2 separate regions of the Mus musculus genome follow, and region 1 is linked to region 2. The links are chromatin loops, found by intact Hi-C in ENCODE. Cell type or tissue: gastrocnemius. All regions are shown on one strand. Links, peaks and the distances in the headings refer to the core of each region. The heading gives the core; the rest is flanking DNA. Region 1 has its middle 110 kb from the start of 1700041M19Rik. Region 2 holds the start of Hspa13 (heat shock protein 70 family, member 13).

Region 1 (10,070 bases), core at 1,485-9,484, 1.1 Mb before region 2:
GACCAGGACTTGTGTAGCCCAGGTTGACTTTGAACTCAATAAGTAGTAAAGGGTAACTCAGAGACTCCTGCCTCCATCCTGCCACTGTTGGGCTAGCAGCTGTACATCCCCACTCTTCTTTAGGTAGTACCGGAAATGAAATCTTGGGTGTCTGTACAGGTTTTGGCCTACTGCTGCTTGCATTATAATGTTAATTTAGGGACCCAAGACTGTTTACCTGTCTGCACTTAGCTTCCGGGGACCTGCCCGCAGTCAGTTCCAATTGGTAAATAAAAATGCCAACAGCCAATAGCTAGGAAGGACAGACAGAGACAGGTTTTTGGAATCTCCAGGGCTTGGGACCTGGAGAGAGGAAAGAGAAGAGAGATCTGCTATGCCTGAGGAGTATGGAGGAGGGGAGAGGCACCGTGCCTGAGAAGAGTGCAGGACAGAGAGGCAGGGCCTCCAGGTGAAGCAGCCAGGGAAGCACAGCCCAGAGTGCAGCCAAGATAGAATATACAGTTTAGTATGTAATAACTTGGGATTATTGGCAGGAAGTGGATTAACCAATGGAGGATAGGTAGTGGCCCAGCTACTGAGCTATGTAAGACATATTCAAATATAAAGGCTGTGTATGTGTGTGTGTGTGTGTGTGTGTGTGTGTGTGTGTCTTTAATTCGGGAACATGAAGTATTGAGGCAGGTAGTGAACCTAGTGCAGGGATTTATTAATTAAAATAGTTAATTCAATAGATGTCTTGTAGACAAGGCAAGTATCCTACCAATTCAGATGTATCTCCAGCCTTTTAAAACAAAACAAACAAAACAAACAAAACAAAACAAAACATTTTTTTATTTTTCTATTGTGGTCATTGTTATTTGACATTGCTCAACACTTGAAATCATCCTGAATGTTATAGACCTGGAATTATAGCTCTTTGCAGGATAAAATAGAGTTAAGACAAACCTCACCACAGGGAAGTCTTGAGCACAGTCAGTCCTTTTGCTCCAGCACGTCAGAGTCTGGTGGCTAATGCTTTGCTTAGTCATTTAATGCATACATAATGCCCACATAAAAACAGTGTAAAGAACAGAGTAGACAAGCTGTAATTAGGATTTCACAAACAAGAGTTGTACTCTCTAAAATGAGAGAGTAAGAACGCTTTGTTCTGACATATCAAAAACTCAGAAAATAAACCTGAATTAAACAGGAAGACATTTGGGATAGTTGAAGCTGGGTAGCAGATTATAAATCTCCATAGTGCTGTGTGCCTCAAGTCACTTCTGCTTACTCATGGCTACATCTACAATTTGTACATTAAATCCTTAGGGAAAAACCATCCTTGTCTCTCAAAAACTCAAATGGCATCACATATTTATGCATAAACCAGATATTCTTTTGTTTTCTGTGACTTGACAATTCACGTGCCACTCAGAATTTTGTCTCTCCCCCCACCCCCCACTCTGGGGGAAAATGGTGCTTCTGTAAGCAGTTTACACACTTCTGCCTGGTCACTGAAGCAGGTCCTTAAAGGAGGTCGCCTCATCACATCCAGTAAAACGTAGAGAGAAAGAGACATCCATGTGCTCGTCCTCAGTCAGCTTCCACTATTCGCAAGGTCCAGGGCCCCCGCTCAGGGAACCCGCCTGCCTATTTCCAGGTTGAACCTTCCAGTGTCAAAGAGAGCAATCAAGACAGTCTCCCACAGGCTCGCTCATGGGCTGTGGTCATCTAGACTACCTTTCCCCGAAAGTCAGTTAGCCCGTTATTCTAGGTGATGGCATGCTTACAACTAACATTAATCAATATAGTGGCTCCAAAGGCAGATTTTTATGCTGGGGAAGTTTGGTTAAAATTGATCAGAATATAGACTCTAGGGCCTGTCCTAGCTTGTTTTCCGTTGCTATGATAAAACACAGCTGGGAACAAACTTGGGAAGGAGTTTACTTCAGTTTCCTGATCACAGTCCAAGGTGGAGGGAATTTAGGTTAGGAACTCGAATGCAGGAACCTGGAGGCAGGGACTGAAGCAAAGCTCATGGAGGAACCCTGTTTAGTGGTTTGCACCCACGTTTTGTTCAGCGTGCTTTCTCCTACAACCCAGGACCACCTTCCCTAGAGGCAGCCTTGCCCACATCAATCAGTGATCAATACCTCCCCCAGACTTACCTATTAATCACATAGAGGCATTTTCTCTGTTGAAGTTCCCACTTTCTAGATGATCCTGGTTTGCTTGTGTTGAATTGACAAAAACAAACAAACAAACAAAACAAAAAACAAACAAACAAACAAACAAACAAAAAACCCTAACCATTGCAGAGCCCAACCAGCAAGCAGTGCCTGGATTCCATCTTTATATCTGGGATGCTGCCAAAACCTGTGAATGAAATCAGCATCTCGGCCACTCGAATCTACAGAGTAAAATTGCCTCCTAAGCTGCTTGCCTATGGACATTCCTCGTTTTCCAGAGCTTGACCTGATACATGCTTACTCGTGGGAGCTTTTCAAATCATCCAGACAGTTAATGGCTTTGATATCTTCTTAGCACCCTCTCTGGAACTAAATATAAATGTTTATGTGTGTAAACCCGATAGTCTTCTATCTGCTGTGACCTGATAATTCACATGTCACTCAGAATTATTATTTTTTGATCTGCAGCATATATTTAGTGCTAGAGGCACAGCATGCTACTACATTTTTTTCTCACCCTCTGAGTTCTATATATGCTTTTGAATGCTCTCTTAATGCAATATGATTGGCAGTGGCAATTTACAATGGTACGTAGGCTGCTTTAACCTTCCTTTTTTTTTAAAACATAAATCACATATTAATAGTCATGCAAAAACGTAACTCGTGATCTCACAAGTAGCATTATAGTAGTATATATTTCAACTAATAGGGGTGGCTTCATCAGTGTGATGAGACGATCAGGAGCTACGTGGCTAGATGGAACAGAGTTGCGGCCTAGATGGGCCAGCTTCAGGCATCTCAACCAGCTGCAAATGGGTAAAGGAGGCCAGGCAAGATCAGCCAGAGTCAGCTCCAGCTGATCCACTGATACAGCCACAAAGATCAGAGAGGTTTTCTTTATTAGTACTATTGTAGTACTAGGACATAAAGATAGAGAAGAACCAAACATGGGGAACTGTAACTTAGACCCTTTAGTGGTTGTCGCCTTTGATGTCTTAATAAGTATTCCACGACAGGGCACATTGCAGTGCCAATCCCAAGTCAGGTTGTAAGAGAAAAGCCGATTGAAGCCACTTGGTATCCATGATCCTTCCCATAGATGAACCTGTATCTTCTTTCCTGTAGAATTCTCTTCCTTTGCCTCCTCTTTACTCTTCTGCTTTGAAGCAGTGAAGTAGTGGAAGAGGCTGACAGGCAGTGTGCAAAAGGAGAGGAGAGTCTAATTAGAATTGCTTTCATAAATAGTAGTTCATCTCTTTAGCGGTTTAAAGGTGAGACGCCAGCACTGGACTTCAAAGGCAGTGTGCCTCTAAAAACGGTCTGAACGGTGGCTTCTCTCTAACGGGGGAAGCTTCCTGGAAGGAAGATGTCATCTGCTTTCCTGGGTGCCGCATTGAAGGAGAAGAAAGTTAAGCATCATGACTTCTGTTAGTTTCACTGTGTCCCTGTTTAGTTTCTGTTTCCATGATCTGTCCATTGGTGAAAGTGGTGTGTTGAAGTCTCCCATTATTACTGTGTGAGGTGCAATGTGTGCTTTGAGCTTTACTAAAGTGTCTTTAATGAATGTGGCTGCCCTTGCATTTGGAGCATAGATATTCAGAATTGAGAGTTCCTATGCCGGGGCCTAGCAAACACAGAAGTGGATGCTCACAGTCAGCTATTGGATGGATCACAGGGCCCCTAATGGAGGAGCTAGAGAAAGTAACCAAGGAGCTGAAGGGATTTGCAACCCTATAGGTGAAACAACAATATGAACTACCCAGTACCCCCTGGAGCTCTTGTCTCTGGCTGCATATGTATCAGAAGATGGCCTAGTTGGCCATCACTGGAAAGAGAGGCCCATTGGTCTTGCAAACTTTATATGCCCCAGTACAGGGGAACGCCAGGGCCAAAAAATGTGAGTGGGTGGGTAGGGGAGTGGGTAGGGGAGCGTGTGGGGGACTTTTGGGATAGCATTGGAAATTTAAATGAAATAAATACCTAATTAAAAAATATTATCCAAAAAAAAAAAAGAAAGAAAGAAAGTTAGCATCCGAGTCCTGTTGTGACGCTGCCCAACCCTTAGCGAATTATACCATGGGGGAACGTTAGCCTCCTCCTCTGTACCAGTAACAGTTTTGTAACTATTTCAGCATGAAATGTTATACAGAAACTACCTGACAAAAATGCACACGCAAAACCCAGGAATGTGCAATGCAGTGCCTTGCTGTGTCTTAGGAGGCAAGCAACCGCAGATTCTCCAGCTTGGGGCTGGCTGAAAGTTCTCTAAGCACAATCAAACCCGATGATGTTAACGTCGCTCCCAAGATTTTGCATATATGGAGGGATATAGTTACTATGTGAAATGTCCTACATAAGCTCAAGGAAATTACACTATCCTATTAAAAGAATAATTATCTCATGTATCCCTTCAACTGGGGAGCCTAGCTTCTAGGGCCTTCCTCTTTCCCAGCAGTGGTCCCTTGGCCAAGGGATTAACCCAGTCCAACTGACACTGACGTAACCATATAATGCTGTAAATAAGAGGATATTTGTAAGAGATATTGGATAAGCAATTCTTAATCAATACTACTTCTAATAATCGAAGGTGTTAGTGATTAGATTGGGAACTTTGGACTTTCATCAAGATCAGTAAGACCTACTCTCTTGACTAGAAGGACTTGTCTCTTCGTGGGCCTTCATGTCTCTTCTAACATCATGGTTTGAGGTAGTTTTGAATCCAAAACCTCTGATTTCTGCTCTTCAGCATGGACAGCTGACTTCTGCAACAGTGGGATTTAAATAAGTCAACAAAGAAAAAAAAGTTCTAAGGGACATAGAAATGAGAACAACTTAGACAAGAAAGAAGTAAAATCAAATGTGTACATTCATCTACCTGCAAGAAGGTTTCAAAATGCCTCGTATCAGGGAGGAACACTCGGACCACAAAGACGCAACACCTCAATTTTGCTCAATGCACATAACAGATATCAGGCTCTATGCTGAATTCTCAGTGGTAACTACAAAGTGTTCTAAAAACCTAAAAACTAACAAAAAACAGCAACAAACAAGCCATATATGGAAATTAATACGAAATTCATAATTGCTGTGTTCAACTTCTTTTCATGTCTTAAAAAATTTTAAAGCCTCCAATACTAACGTTTAACATTCCTTTTTTTTTTTTTTTTTTTTTGGTCGCACATAGAGGGCTGAATTCAATCCATGTATGGACTAGATGTTGACTCCTGTTTACAGTAATTAACAAAACAAAACTTTCCCCTCCCATGTACTACCACTCTTGGACACAAGATGGCAATCGTAGTCCGTGAAATCTACAGTGATTTTTTTTTTTTTTTTTTTTTTCTTTCTTTTCCTTTTCCTTTTCCTCTGTGTGGAACAATTTCTTGGAGAAAGTTGAAGTGACATTAAAAAAACAAAGATAAATGATCAAAGCTATGACGTGAATAATTAAATAGCTAAATTCCACCGCCTGATCTCGGAGACATTTTGCTTTGCTTCCTGGGGCTTAGATGTTTTTATGGGATTGGCTACTTTCCTTCAGCCTGCACCAAATTGATTTTAGGCACATTGCTATATGTCTTTAAGTTTTTATTTTTTAAATCTGTAAATACAATAACAATATGGCATAACCGTACAATGTTGTAAATCAGATGTTATTTGTAAATGATATAGGCTAGCTATTTCTTAATCGGCACTAACTAATAATAAAGTAGGTTGATGGTTAGATTAAGAACGTTGGCAAACGTGAAAGAGTTTAAATGGGAAGGTTAGGCTTTGACTTTAAAGAAGGACAGAGAAAAAGAAGTGCAAAGGGCAGATGAGGAGGATACCTAAAAAATAAATAAATAAAAAATGTTGCAAAAAAGGCATGACGAAGCTTGCCCAAATACCTCACCCCATAGCTCTAAGACATGCCTGACAGTGTGAGTGGACATCATCACAGGATGGGTCCAAAGAAGAGTCATGACCTCCCAGTGGTTAAGTTTCCATTCCTTAAACTTGTGTGTAAATACATGTGTGTGTGTGTGTGTGTGTGTGTGTGTGTGTTTGTGTGTGCGCGCGCCTGAGCATGTAGAGACCAGAGGTCAATGCCCAATGTTGTTCTCAATGTTGTTTCTCCACCCCTGGTTTTTCGAAGCACGGTCTCTGTGAACCCGGGGCTCAGAAACTGAGCTCTACTGGCTGCCAGCAGCAGCAGCAGCAGCTCAGAGCCTCCCGTCATGGCCTCGCCAGCACTGGGGTTACGCACAGACATATGCCAGTCGGGCCTGGGTTTTATGTCTGTGCTGAGGATCCATACTTGGGCCCCTGTGCTTGTGCAGAAAGCACGATACTGGCTGAGCCATCTCAGGAGCCCCTCTACATCATCTTCATACATCGTGACGTCCACACTTGTAGAAGCTAAACAAATGCATTCACGTGCTTATCACATAGTAAGCCCTATTTCAGGTTGCTTTCTTTCATGGTTGGAGAATTTTAAAGAAGCTTGCAAAGAACTCTGGATATTAAAGTCTGGTTTAAATTCCCTGGATTTGAGCTCTCTTAGAATTGCCTGGAACAATACCGATCCAACAAACCTCTGAGCTTTTTGTGTTAATGTTAGGGATTGTGACAATTTCAAATTCTTATGCAAACAGATAGAGTGGCTCACAGCTGCAGTCCCAACACTTGGAAGGTTCCGGAAGCAGGAGGATGAGAGGTGTAAAGCTAGCCGAGAAGAGTGAGCAGTAATAATAATAGCAAGTAAACAAACACTTGCATCCGAACTTGAGTATTGTCTTCCGTCTTTAACCTTTTTTTTAAGCTTCCATCTTCTGAGAGAAAATCCAAGGCATACTGAAGATTAGAAAATACATTATTAGATGGAAAAAGCTGTGAGAATATGTCTCCTATATTTTTTTAAAATATAGGAAATGAAAGATTTCATAGTAATATGTAAGGATTTTTTTAGTGGAAAATTCCAAGAATGAATTATAGACTAAAAAAGGTCAAATATCACCTAAGCTGTGTCAGGGCTCAATGACCAACGCCTGTTAACCAGGTGACGTGTCAAGCAAGGAGAAGGATGGTCAGAGCAGCAGTGGGAAAAACATCTCAGCATGGGCTGGATCCCTAACCTCTGAGTTAGAACCGGCCTGGTCTACCACAGGAGGGTACAACAGGTAGGGCGCTAGTCCCGTTTGTACAGAAAGATCTGTGCCCAAGAAATCATGAATTCTAGGAAGCACATCTGCATTTGTTGTTAAGGAGAGCAGAATACATACATTTGTATGCATACATATATATTACATCATATATATATACATTACATGCTTATACATTCATATTATATATGCATATGCACACACATAACCCAAACACACACACACACATACACACACATATTGTGTGTGTATAATATATATAATATTATATATAATATACATTCCTATATAATATATAAAATATTAATTATATAATATTATATATGATATTAATCCTATATTGGATTATATATGTCCTATATTATATATATATATATATGTGTGTGTGTGTGTGTGTGTGTAATATTAATCTTTTACAAGTGGAAAGGTGAGCCCTTGGAAGACTAAATGACATGTTCCAGGCCATTCAAATTGTTCCCAGTACATCTTGGCTAACTCTTTGACATTCAGTAACTCAAGATAAACTTCAAAGTAGGTTCCAAGTTTTATTTAAAATTTTAACCTTTAAATAAGTGGTGTGTCTCCCCATATAAAGCAGATTAAGACGTAAGTGAGCCAAAAAGCAAACAAACCAAACATGAAAATCCTTTCCAGCAGTCCAAACTAAGAGCATGCTTTCGGCAGACAGTTTTAGAGACCTGCACGGACTCCTGGTCTTTGAATTTCTTGTTTATTTAAGAAACGACGGTAGAGATAACCTAAAATACTCCAACAGGCTATGTTAGTTGCAACCATTCCTAAAAGTTGGGAGAACCCTGGAGCGCGTGGAGGAGAAGCCTGTCAAAGCCAAGCGCTTAACTGAAGTGGTTGCCCTTTCCCCTTGCTTCCCTTCCCAGCACGTAGGACCGCGTTCAGAGCCTCAGTTCTGTTGCTCTCTCCTGCTGGTCAAAGAGGCCCAGGCTTCTCATTAATTTAATGGGAAGCTGCAAGTCCGGCCCATTCTCACCACAGAATGCGCCGCGGTCAGCACTCCCTGTCAGTCCGGATTTATTATTGTCTGTTAGCTAAAGTGCTGCTGTGCCGGAGCATCCGAAAGAGTGCATTCTCCTCCTGTGCACTTTGGGAAGAGTTATTAGCAAGAGAGCAACACATTTGAAATGTCAAACAACAAGCAAGAACAGGTTAATGATCTAAAGTTTGTGTTCTCTCTCTCTTAAAAATAATAAAAAAAAAGCTCTAAGCCACTGAGCCTTTTTTTAAAGGTGGTAGGGTAAAGATCTTGCCTTTTAGTAATGAAATGCTATGAAATGCTAATTGGGAGGAACTCACAGAAGACATCTATTGTACTAGAGATCTAATGAAATGAAAACTAGAACGGATTATGTAACTGGACAGTTAACTTCAATCCAATACAGGGAACACAAGGCCAAGTGTTGGTAAGCCGGTAAGTCACTAACCACACGGTACACCGAGCTGCTGTTCCCAGATGAGCACAAGCACACACACAATTACTGCTCCTGGGTGGATGGAGCCCAGATGATGCAATTCCCCCACCTGAGCAGGACTTTTGACCATGCAGAACCATTCTTTGTTGCAGTTATTTTTGACAGTCTGAATGGATAATCCCTGTAGCCTCTAGACCTAAGAGTTCTCCCTGGGCGTGGGGAAATGTGTGGGAAGTGGGGCTTAGGGAATAGGTAGCTGACCAAATTCTCCAGCAGAGGCTGTGTTTGAAACCACTGTGGTTTGGAGCAATAGGCAGGCAGCTCCTTTACAATGTAAAAATTCATAGATCTTTTCAAAATGCTAACTTGAGCACTTGAATTTTAGATCCTTTAAGTAAAACTAAGGAAAAACAAAAACAAAACAAAACAACAACAACAACAAAACCAAGCCCAAGGCTCCAGGAAGTTACTGACAGACTCAGTTTGGAGGCGGAGGCAAAGCTATTGGGGTTGGTTGGGATTCACTCATACACTGTGGTCCCAAAATGTTAAAAGCAATTTATCCTTATTTTAAGTCTAAAATAAAAGAAAGAGTTGGGACAGAGGAGGACATGAGGGAGACAGTCTGGCGTCTAATAGACTTGGAGTTCATTTTGACAAGTGGGTTTTGCTGGGGAGAAAAAGTTAGTCTCTTACCTACCTTCGGATTCATGTCTTCTATAGAAGGGCAGATTAGCAATAAAATTATTTGGTATGGGAGGCTGAGAAATGAAAAGATGAAGAAGTGGGAAGTCTGATCATGATTCTGTTTCAGATGAGAAAGGCACGGACATTCAGAATCAGAGGGGAAAACTAAACTAAAAAACTGAAGGGGATAACTCAGCCACAATAAACCAGGGACCTGAAAAGGATGCGCTTGCTCCGATTTTCCTCCATGTCCCTTCTTTAGAGAGAAGGCCAGGGTCTTCCTAGGGGTAAGAGAGGGCACACAAATGAAAGGTTTATGGCTTGCTGCAGGAGAAGGTCATCTGGGTTTTACTGCATGCCTTAGGGGAGGAGGTCAAAGAATTCTTTCTAGGTTTTATGACTTCCTTCAGGACAGAAGGGGCTACAGGGAAGGTGAGGGTGACCTTTCTGCTCTTGCTGGTTTCTCAAATGCCCACGGGCCATTTTGGAAGGGAGAGAGCCTTGAATCCCTTCAAATGCAAAACTTTAAAAACCTCAGGTTAATACCAGTGTCCTCTTTGACTTCCACGGCAAGAGAACATTTGGATCAGTGCTTCTACAACGTTTCACTTCACTTCAGAATACCT
Region 2 (10,015 bases), core at 2,016-10,015:
GGTAGTGGGAGTGCTGGCTCACACCTGTAATCCCAGCCTGGGACATGCAGCCAGGGTGTTCACAGTGAGTTTTCGGCTAGTCCAAGAGTAAGCACAATGGTTTTCAGGCCAGCATGAACTATGGAGTCAAGACACTGTCTCTACAACAACAACAGCATCAGCAACAACAACAACAACAAATATAGAAGACAATAAACAAAACAAATGTAAGCACTGTGCAAAGGGAGAACGAAACTGAGTCTATAGGGAAAGTCAGTAATCCAGCAAGAAGGCAGTGAGCAGAGCAGAAGGCACACCCACTTCCCGAAGCATCTTTGAAAGAAAATTATCCTCTGAAAACTGCAAAGGGCAGAAGCGTGAGCAGGCGCAGAAGGAAGCTGCACAGTGATCAGCATAATTTAGGAGCAGAGCGTGCCCTTATACTCGTGGGTTTACAACAGAACAGCTTGACTGTCATACGTGCGAAAGCCACAACTGAGGAAGACTCTGTTTTTGACAACAATGAGTCTCCCAGCCAGCAATGGAAGAGTGCCCCTCCTCGCTCTGTTCCGTCAGAGTCCACAGCAAGCAAACAGAAGATGTGTGCAAGCTTTCACAGTTGCTTTTCTGTCATTATTTTCTCATGGGAAAGCAGAACCTGCTCCTTAGAACTTAGTTAGAGGTGACAGTTATTTTGATCAATTATATAGCAGAATGAAAAAAAATATATATATAGCTGTATTGGGCACCTGGTTACCAGGGCTGCCTTCTACTCTGCAATTGGCAACAACCCCTTCATTGACCTCAACTACATGGTCTACATGATCCAGTATGACTCTATCCATGGCAAATTCAATGGCACAGGCAAGATTGAGAACGGGAAGTTTGCCATCAACAGGAAACCCATCACCATCTTCCAGGATCAGGATCCTACTAACATCAAATGTGGTAATGCTGGTGCTGAGTATGTTGTGCAGTCTACTGACATCTTCACCACCATAGAGAAGGCTGAGGCCCACTTGAAAGGTGGGGCCAAAAGAGACATCATCTCTGCCCCTTCTGCCGATGGTCCCATGTTTGTGATGGGTGTGAACCAGGAGAAATATGACTACTCATTTAAGATTGTCAGCAATGTCTCCTGTACCACCAACTGCTTAATGGAAGGGCTCATGACCACGGTCAATGCCATCATTGCCACTCAAAAGACTGTGGATGGCCCCTCTGGAAAGCTGTGGCATGATGGGCATGGGGCTGTCCAGAACATCATCCCTGCATCCACTAGTGCTGCCAAGGCTGTGGAAAAAGTCATCCCAGAGCTGAATGGGAAGCTCACTGGCATGGCCTCCTGGCCCCCAATGTATTCGTTGTCGATCTGACATGCCAACTGAAGAAACTGCCAAGTATGATGACATAAAGAAGATAGTGAAGGAGGCATCCAAGGGCCCACTAAAGGGCATCAGGGGGCTATACTGAGGACCAGGTTGTCTCCTGCTACTTCAACAGCAACAACTACTGCACCATGCTGGGTCTAGCATTGCTCTCAATGACAACTCTGTAAAGCTCATTTCCTGGTATGATAATGAATACGGCTGCATTAACAGGGTGGTGGACCTCATGGCCTACATGACCTCCCAGGAAACCCTGGACCACCCACCCTAGCAAGGACACTGAGAGCAAGAGAGAGGCCTTTGGTTGCTGAGGAGTCCCTGTTCCAACTCAGCCTCCAACATTGACCATCTCCCTCACAATTTCCATCCCAGACCCCCATAACAACAGAAGGGGCCTAGGCAGCCCTCCCTACTCTTTTGAATACCATCAATAAAGTTCGATGCATTCTCCAAAATAAGAATTTATCACAGTACCCACAACTGTTAGAGAAACTTAATGATTATAACAAATTGTGTAACATTTATTGAAGAAAACTACTTAGAAATTCTTATTAAAACAGAAACATACCATTTTCCTAGATGGACATTCCACTACTGTCTTATTGTGCATTCCCCTCTTATCAAGACATAAACATATAAAGGTCTAAATTTTAAAGATATTATAATAATTTTAGGAGGAAAGGAACTAAGTTGTTTGTAAGTTGTGCAAAAAAAAAATGATGAAAACAGAAAAATAGTAAAAGAAAAACTAAGTAATTTTGTCCATCCAGATATGTGTCTATGATAAAGTCTCAAGGACAAAGCAGTATGTTACTGACCCACAATAATAAAATGAAACAAGTATCAAGAAAAGATCTCTATGCCTACCTGTGTGGTTTTTGTCTGTTAGGTTCCTTTCTATACTAAGAACTGAACCTAGAGGATCCTACATGTGAGGGAGGCATTTTACCATAGTGTTACATTTCTCTTTCATTGTTAGAATCCTGCTAAGTTGGGTAGGATGACCTTGAACTCACTCTGTGTAGCTAACTTGGATTCAAACTCCTAATCTTACTCCTTTGAAATTACAGGCCTGTACCATGAGGACTGGGGGTGAGGGGTGGATTATATATGGCATATACAGCATAAAAACTGATACATACAAGTAACATTATACAGCTGAATATATTGTATTTATGTATTTAGGAACATACACACACATAAACATTCACACACACACATATGTATGTATGTAACAACAATTAATGAAAATCATCCATGATTTTGAAAGACAATGAGGAGGGGTTTGTGGGAGAGTTTGGAAGGAAGCAGTGGAAAGGGGAAATGATGTAATTTTATTATAGTCTCAAAAGATAATTAAAAATCAATCAGTGAGAGTTTGGTTGTGGATGTTCATACCTGTAATAGTTGCTCTGCTAGGAGGATCAAAGGAGTAACTAGGGGAGTGATACTGTTTTAAAAACAAAACAAAAAATAGACAAAAGAAAAGACCAAACAAACAAGAAAAGCGAAAAGAAAACAACCAAAATGTATTACAAGAATCAAAACCATAAGCTATTAAACTAATAAGAAAGGAAGATTAATCAATAAATACTAATATAGTAAATAATAGTATTTATTAAATTAGTATTAATGTTAGTATTTATTAAATATTGGAGAAGAAAGCTAAAAATTAGTCTTGCAATATAATCTCTTAAATCTGCAATTTGAACATAATAAATTATAAGCATGTAAAAATTGCTATAAACTACAGGAAAATATGCATTGTATATGCTCTAAGCACATTTCTGCTGACAAAATATATAGGTATGCTACATCTATCTGTGCCAGAGAAAAATCAAGGGACTACAAGCAAAGGGAAGCTGGTTCATTTCAGAGTTTCCATTATTGTGATGTCTAAACTTTCTACAATAGGCTATATAAAGAAAATGTTTTCAGATGTCCTAAAATTTAGAAGAAGAAGAAAAAATCCACATCAATAAAAGAATAAACCTAGGACATCAGTCTATCTTGTTAGGCCTCTGAGCTCATCATCTTCATGAATACATCAACACATTGCTAATTCTTGAAATCCTTCAAGTAGACAGCACTGAAATAGGCTTATACTGTCTGGAATGTTGCTGAAGATAAGTTTTAAGAAAAGGACAGCTAATTTTATTACATATATGTACATATATTTATATTAATTGAATGTTATTATTGTAGATTACTTTCATTGAAATGATCCCATTAACAATTACATTTCTCTTTTCTGTTACAATAAAAAATAACTCAAAAAGAATAAAACATTTTAACAAATGTAGTAGGGCCAGGTGGTTGTAGCAGTAAATATATTTTGAGTCTGAGTCGCTATTCCAAGAGCTTGGGGCCAGGAGGAAAAATAGCCAGACATACAACAAAAGTACCTACAGCTCTATGATTTAAAATAATAGTAACACCCGGGCATGGTGGCGCACACCTTTAATCCCAGCACAGGAGGCAGAGGCAGGCAGATTTCTGAGTTCGAGGCCAGCCTGGTCTACAAAGTCAGTTCCAGGACAGCCAGGGCTACACAGAGAAACCCTGTCTTGAAAAATAAAATAAAATAAAATAAAATAAAATAAGAGTAACATCATTGAAGAACTATAATCCAGGAAAACATGTACCAAATTTCTGACCTACAGAATTGTATACTAGGCCTCTATTAGTTTTAAGACAGTTTGTTAACATAGTAACAAACAATGAAAATAACCTGTGTTATTCCTTTCTGGAAGGAAGGAATGCTATATTCCTTTCTGGGGGTAAGGGTTTTCTTCTCTGAGATAATATTGTTTATGGTCCCATATTAAATGAAAACTGTGAAAGGAAAGGGTATATACTAACTACCATTTTATTGCTGTGATTAAAATCATTGACTGAAAGGGAGTATTTTAGCTACTTTCCTATTGCTGTAATAAAACACTGTAACTAAGGCGACTTATAAAAGAAAGTGTTTACTTTGGCTTACTGTTTCAGGGGTTTAGAATCCAAGATGGTCCAGTGCAGGGTAACAGAGGGCTTACAACTTTAACCTCAAACCACCATAGCAACTCAAAAAAAAAAAAAAAAAAGTTTACATTGGCTTACAGGTCCAGAAGGCTAGATATTCGTATTGGCAGGAGAGACATGACAAACAGGCCACCAGTGCAGGAAGCTAAAAGACCATACCAACTGCAATCAGGCTAAGAACTCTGAAAGCCTGCTTTCCAGCCATGGACTTCCTCCAAAAAGTCTCCACATCCTAAAACTTCCCTAACTTCCCCAACTTGCCACAACTAGGTACCAAGTGTCTAACTACATGAGCCAGTAGGAAACATTTCTCTTTCAAAGGACAACAGAAAGGTGGGCAGAGGGAATTACAGTGAGCAGTGTTTGTATCACTGATCCTCATGATACTGGCCCCATGGCTGGTGAATCTAATGCCTGTCTGCTCTTATACTGTTGGTTGGGCTATTTTTATGTGGACTGCTTACACCTGGTTACTTTGTATCTTTCCATCAATTTACAGCTTGACTCTCACATTTAAAAAAACAAAAACAAAAACAAAAACAAAACAAAAAAAAAAACAGCTCTAAAATACTGGAAGTTCTCTTCAAGGTAAAACTATATAGGTTTCTCCAGTCTTGCTCCTTCCCAGTGATCATATTATTTCTATGTCTCACAGCATGTTGAATTAAATTTCTGATTGCCTTCTCTCTATCCTTTATTGATGCCAATGGTTACCACTGTGCTAAGCACACAGTAACTGTTCGATAACATTTATTAAAATTATCATTACCCATCAAAATCATCAGTTGGATGTTTGAATTATGCTTTCTTCATTCTTCCTAAGAACTTTGGCGAATAGTAGTCATATATCCACATGCTTTTCATTTTTCACATGACAAAGTATTTAAAAACACTAAAGTGTATTATAATGGGTCTCTGTTAGCCATAATTCAGATATAAAATCATTATATATGTATGTGTGATAATATCTATCTGTAGATAGGTAGGTAGACAGATAGACATAGACCAACCTATCATAGATAAAGTACATAGATAGCTAGAAACTTAAAAGATACAAGATTTTACGCAAGTGGAAAGCCAGTAGAGGTTCTTTCCCACAACTAGTAGACCTGTCGCCAATTAGGACTATTGATTTGCACCTAGCCAGAGAAGCACATTTAAGTTTCTAGGACCTTAAGTGTTCATGAACTTTCCCAACAGTAAAGTCACGTCCAGGAGTCCTTAAGTCGTATCAAATATTAAACAGTGAGGGGAAAACATCATGTTTTATATACTAAAAACCACCTGTATCCTCCCCCTCAATAATTGTGGTTAATCTTTTCGTCTTGCTGGGATTCAGAATCATCATGGAAGTAAACTTCCGGGTATGTATATGAGGGCGTTTCTGACCTGATTAATTGAGGCGAAAAGACTTCGCCTAACTATGAGCACTGCTATTCCGACATCCAGCAGGTTCAAGGCTGAATTAGAGAGAGAGAGAGAGAGAGAGAGAGAGAGAGAGAGAGATGCCTTCGTTTCCTGTCTCTGCTTCCTGACTGGGTGCAATGGGGACAGCTGGTTAAAAGGTCTTGCCTCCGTGACTTCCTTGCTATGAGGAACTGTACCATTGAACTTTGAGCCAAAATAAATCTTGTCTTCTTCAAATTGCTTTGCTAACGTGTCTTATGGCGCCAGGGGAAAAGTGATCGGATAGTCAACACGTGAAAGGACGGACCTGTCCAGGAAGACAATTCTGGCCATTTATGACATAATTAAAACGAAAAGTAGAATGTATCTTTCCATATTAGTTGGTAATAGCATATGTGAATGTTAATATTAGATTTGAAAATATCTTGGATAAACCATGCGGTCCTGGACAAACTTCATTCCTGACGAGCCCGTGAAATAATTTACTGCCAACAGCATCGGGCTGGCATTGCATTTAATGACTGCAAGGATATTTGCAAAGCAACGAACAGGTACACCAGAGGTGGGGTCTCCGGTAGGACTGCCCCACTGTGGAATGCTAAGGGGACTTCGGAGGGCTTAGGAGAAGTCTATCTAGAATCTTGATTTCGACCAAAGACGCATAAACCTTAAAAAAGAGGCTGAACAACAAAACGAAACAAAAAACAAAAACAAACAAACAAAAAAACCGGAAGTTTGAATTCCCCGCCTGCCTGGCAACGCAACCCACCTCGGAATCTTAATTGGTTTTATCCTCTTTATGCCTTCCAAGCTCTGGACAGTCCAGAACTGCAGTTCCCACAATACAACGCGGTGAGGCGGGGCTACAGGGACTTTTTTTTTTTTTTTTTTTTTTTTTTTTTAACCGCGAGTAAGCTCGCAGCGTTTTGGGTTTGATGAATGACAAACTCTGGCCTTTCCCAGACGCTGCTCCCACAACAAAGCCTGGTTTGTTGGGCCTTCGTGCGTGGGGAGGCCGAGTCTTCCCTCACTGGCCTGAGTAAAATCCGCCCCGCGGCCTCATGGTAGATGGAGTCATTGCTGTGGTGGAAATCGTAGTTCCTCCGGCTAATTCGGAGCCGACGGACTACATTTCCCAGGAGGCTGCGCGACAGCCGGCGACTAGGGGGCGGTGCCTCCCATCGGTACAGTCATCCTTCTGCCTGTTCGGCGGGACTGATGGCCGGAGAGATGACGATCTTAGGTCAGTATCTCAGGGGTCCCTGCAACTATGGAAGTCGACGGGGAAGTTCGACGAGGTCTGGGTGGGCAAGGGTTGGTTGTCTCACTCTCTGAATCACAGGTCACGCAGCCGAAGGGAGCCTGAAAAGGGGGCTAAGGCTGTTTGGAGCTGGTGGGGGCGGGGCGTCTGGAGTCGGGGGTCTGACTTGCCGGAGGCCTCTTGGGGTCGTGCCACCAGCCACAGGTCTGAGAGACGAGGGCCTAGGAATGCTAACGACCTCGGTCTTGAATGGGTAGCCGAAATCGGTTCTCTGTGCGAGAACCCACTGTGAATAAGAAGGGGATCTCGAGATTGAAGACTCTTGGCTTCACTCGGGATGCGGAATTGGGAGGGATTCAAGTCCCTGTGCATTCTTAGATGGATTCTCTTTTGAACATACCGATTGGGAATCAACATTCCCTTGCCAAACGCTGAGATGCTTTTGAGATTTGTCTGTAGGTGGGAAGAGACAAGTGGATAGGTTCTTGGTCTGCTATGATGTGCCAGGCGTTGATTTGAAGGAGCTAGCAATTACCAACAGCACTACCGAGTGACATTATGGGTTTGAGTGGGGACAGGTGTATTACGCAGACTAGTGAAACCAAATCAGATATTAATTCTAAACTCAAAGTGATGTTCTTATTCGCTTTTGTGTACAATATGCCTGATGTTTCTATATGATCTTTTCCCTTAAATATTTGCTGAGCCTCTGCTCTTCATGGGCCGTACTATTCAATGGTGACTAGAACTTGCCTTCGGGAAGTTTACATATTGTTGCTATCAGGGTTAGCACTTGCATACTTCTTCCCTAATATCTATTTTGAAAAGTATATCCTTAATGAATGCTTATATATGCAAAATCTCTTCTGGACTCTATGAGGTAACAGTAGTGCCTAAGCAGTTTTCAGATCAACATATCCAACTTACGTATTTTATCCTTTTGAATGGGTAAAGACGATAACCAAACAGGTTAGACTTACATACCAAAGCTGTCTCTGTGGGAATTTCATAATGGCATTTCATTTTAGTAATAACAGGTAAAAACTGTTTATGAAGCTATCAATCTAAATAGCAATAATCCAAGAAAACTGGATTGTATTTAGCTTTAGTTTCACATTTGTGATATTTTCATTCAACAACAGCATAATGGTTATTTAAATATCTTTACATTTTATTCCTTTATTATCATGTAACGGATTATACAAAAATACATTTGTGAGGGCTTTTGGTTTTTGAGGGTTTTTTTTTTCTCCTTTGTTTTTAATTGTACCCCGATGGAATGTTAAAAACTTGATGTCCAAAAGAAGTAGCTAATAATCCTATAAAGTGAAATATTTTATGTTTTGTTTTAAAAGTGCTACTAAGAAGATGTTGCTATAGGTACAGTATATGGTGGTAGCTTCATAAAAACTTATCTTTTTACCTTTTGCAGGTTCAGCTGTTTTGACTCTCCTCTTGGCGGGCTACTTGGCACAACAGTATTTACCATTGCCTACGCCAAAAGTGATTGGCATTGACCTGGGTACCACCTACTGTTCGGTTGGTGTATTTTTTCCCGGGACAGGAAAAGTGAAGGTGATTCCAGATGAAAACGGGCATATCAGCATCCCCAGCATGGTGTCCTTCACGGACGGTGATGTGTATGTGGGCTATGAGAGCCTAGAGCTGGCTGATTCAAATCCTCAAAACACAATCTATGATGCCAAACGGTTCATCGGGAAGATCTTCACCCCGGAGGAGCTGGAGGCTGAAGTTGGCAGATACCCATTTAAGGTAGGAAACTAATCTACACTCTGCGTCCATTTGATTTAACGGTGCTGTTTGAATTATGTGTCAGGGAATTGTATTCTCTCAGTGAGAAATCCCACAGCAGCTGCAGGGTGGATCAGTTCAGTGACTTCCTGGTGCTACCAGGTCAGGATATGGGGCCTTGCTGTGCACTCATCCCGCCATCATCACAGTTCCAGTTAGTTCTCTCAAGACATTTTAGGAAGGATGCTGAAGCCCCGTGGACTGTGAATAGGTATTCTCTATGTGTGTACATTTTGTATGCGTACAACATTTGTACACTTGCTGTCGTGCTTTCTGGCTTATTTGAAGTGTGTCAGTATGTTACACACATGTAGTGCATGTACCTCACTAGCTTTAATGGCTGTGGAACTGCTATTTTATTACAGAGTTACTCTATCTCAGCACTACCTCTTATACTTTGCTAGTGTCACACTAATTTTTGAAGTTCAGTATATATATATACATATACATATATATGCGTATATGTGTGTGTATATATATGTGTGCATGTATGTGTATATATATGTATGTGTAGATATATGTATACACACACACACACACACACACACACACACATATATATATATATATCTTTGTGTCTGTTAGAAATTGCCTGCCTTATGGAATTTTGAGTTGGATATATATGTGTGGGTTTTTTTTTAATAGTTATTTTATTTATTTACATTCCAGACCTTACCCCCTTCCTGGTCCCCCCTCCCAACAGTTCCTCAACCCATTCCCTCTTCCCCTTGCTCACCCCACACCAGGCCTCCCCCTTCCCTGGGGCCTCAAGTCTCTGGAGGATTAGGTGCATCTTCTCCCACTGAGGCGAGACCAGGCAGTCTTCTGCTATGTATGTGCCAGGGCCCTCAGTCCAGCCCAGTATGGTCTTGGTTGGTAGCTCAGTCTCTGGGAGCTCCCAGGGATCCGGGTCAGTTGAGACTGCTGGTCTTCCTATGGAGTCGCCCTCCCCTTCAGCTTCTTCAACCCTTCCTCTGATTCCTCCATAGGGGTCTCCTACTTCAGTTGAATGGTTGGGTGTTCGTTGGGTGTAGGTATCTGTGTCTGTCTCAGTCAACTGCTGGTAGAGCCTCTCAGAGGACAGCCATGGTAGGCTCCTGTCTGTAAACACATCATAGAATCAGTAATAGTGTTAGACCTT

Evidence for each region. Hi-C counts contacts between places; a loop is a spot of excess contacts. Peaks named below come from ENCODE experiments on the same cell type or tissue, not always from the same donor. Only the 100,000 strongest peaks of a DNase experiment are listed, where the experiment ranks them.
Region 1: it touches region 2 in a loop (2.3-fold over the local background); 16 of 42 quality-filtered maps call a loop at or near these places.

What each region holds. Positions count from the first base shown.
Region 1 is chr16:76,894,701-76,904,770 of GRCm38, reverse strand. No RefSeq gene overlaps it. Among named protein-coding and RNA genes, the nearest start is that of 1700041M19Rik, 110 kb to the left of the region's middle. In gastrocnemius, for the core only: a CTCF peak has its summit at 5,446 (motif pointing right); DNase peaks (open chromatin) are centred at 5,447, 6,311 and 8,278; H3K4me3 peaks cover 404 bases.
Region 2 is chr16:75,763,764-75,773,778 of GRCm38, reverse strand. It overlaps Hspa13 (heat shock protein 70 family, member 13), which reads left to right and starts at 6,961. Exons shown (of 5, transcript NM_030201.3): 1 at 6,961-7,044; 2 at 8,495-8,835. The coding sequence starts at 7,020. It also overlaps the pseudogene Gm15554. In gastrocnemius, for the core only: a CTCF peak has its summit at 6,955; DNase peaks (open chromatin) are centred at 6,398, 6,893, 8,604 and 9,689; H3K4me3 peaks cover 2,139 bases; H3K27ac peaks cover 1,675 bases.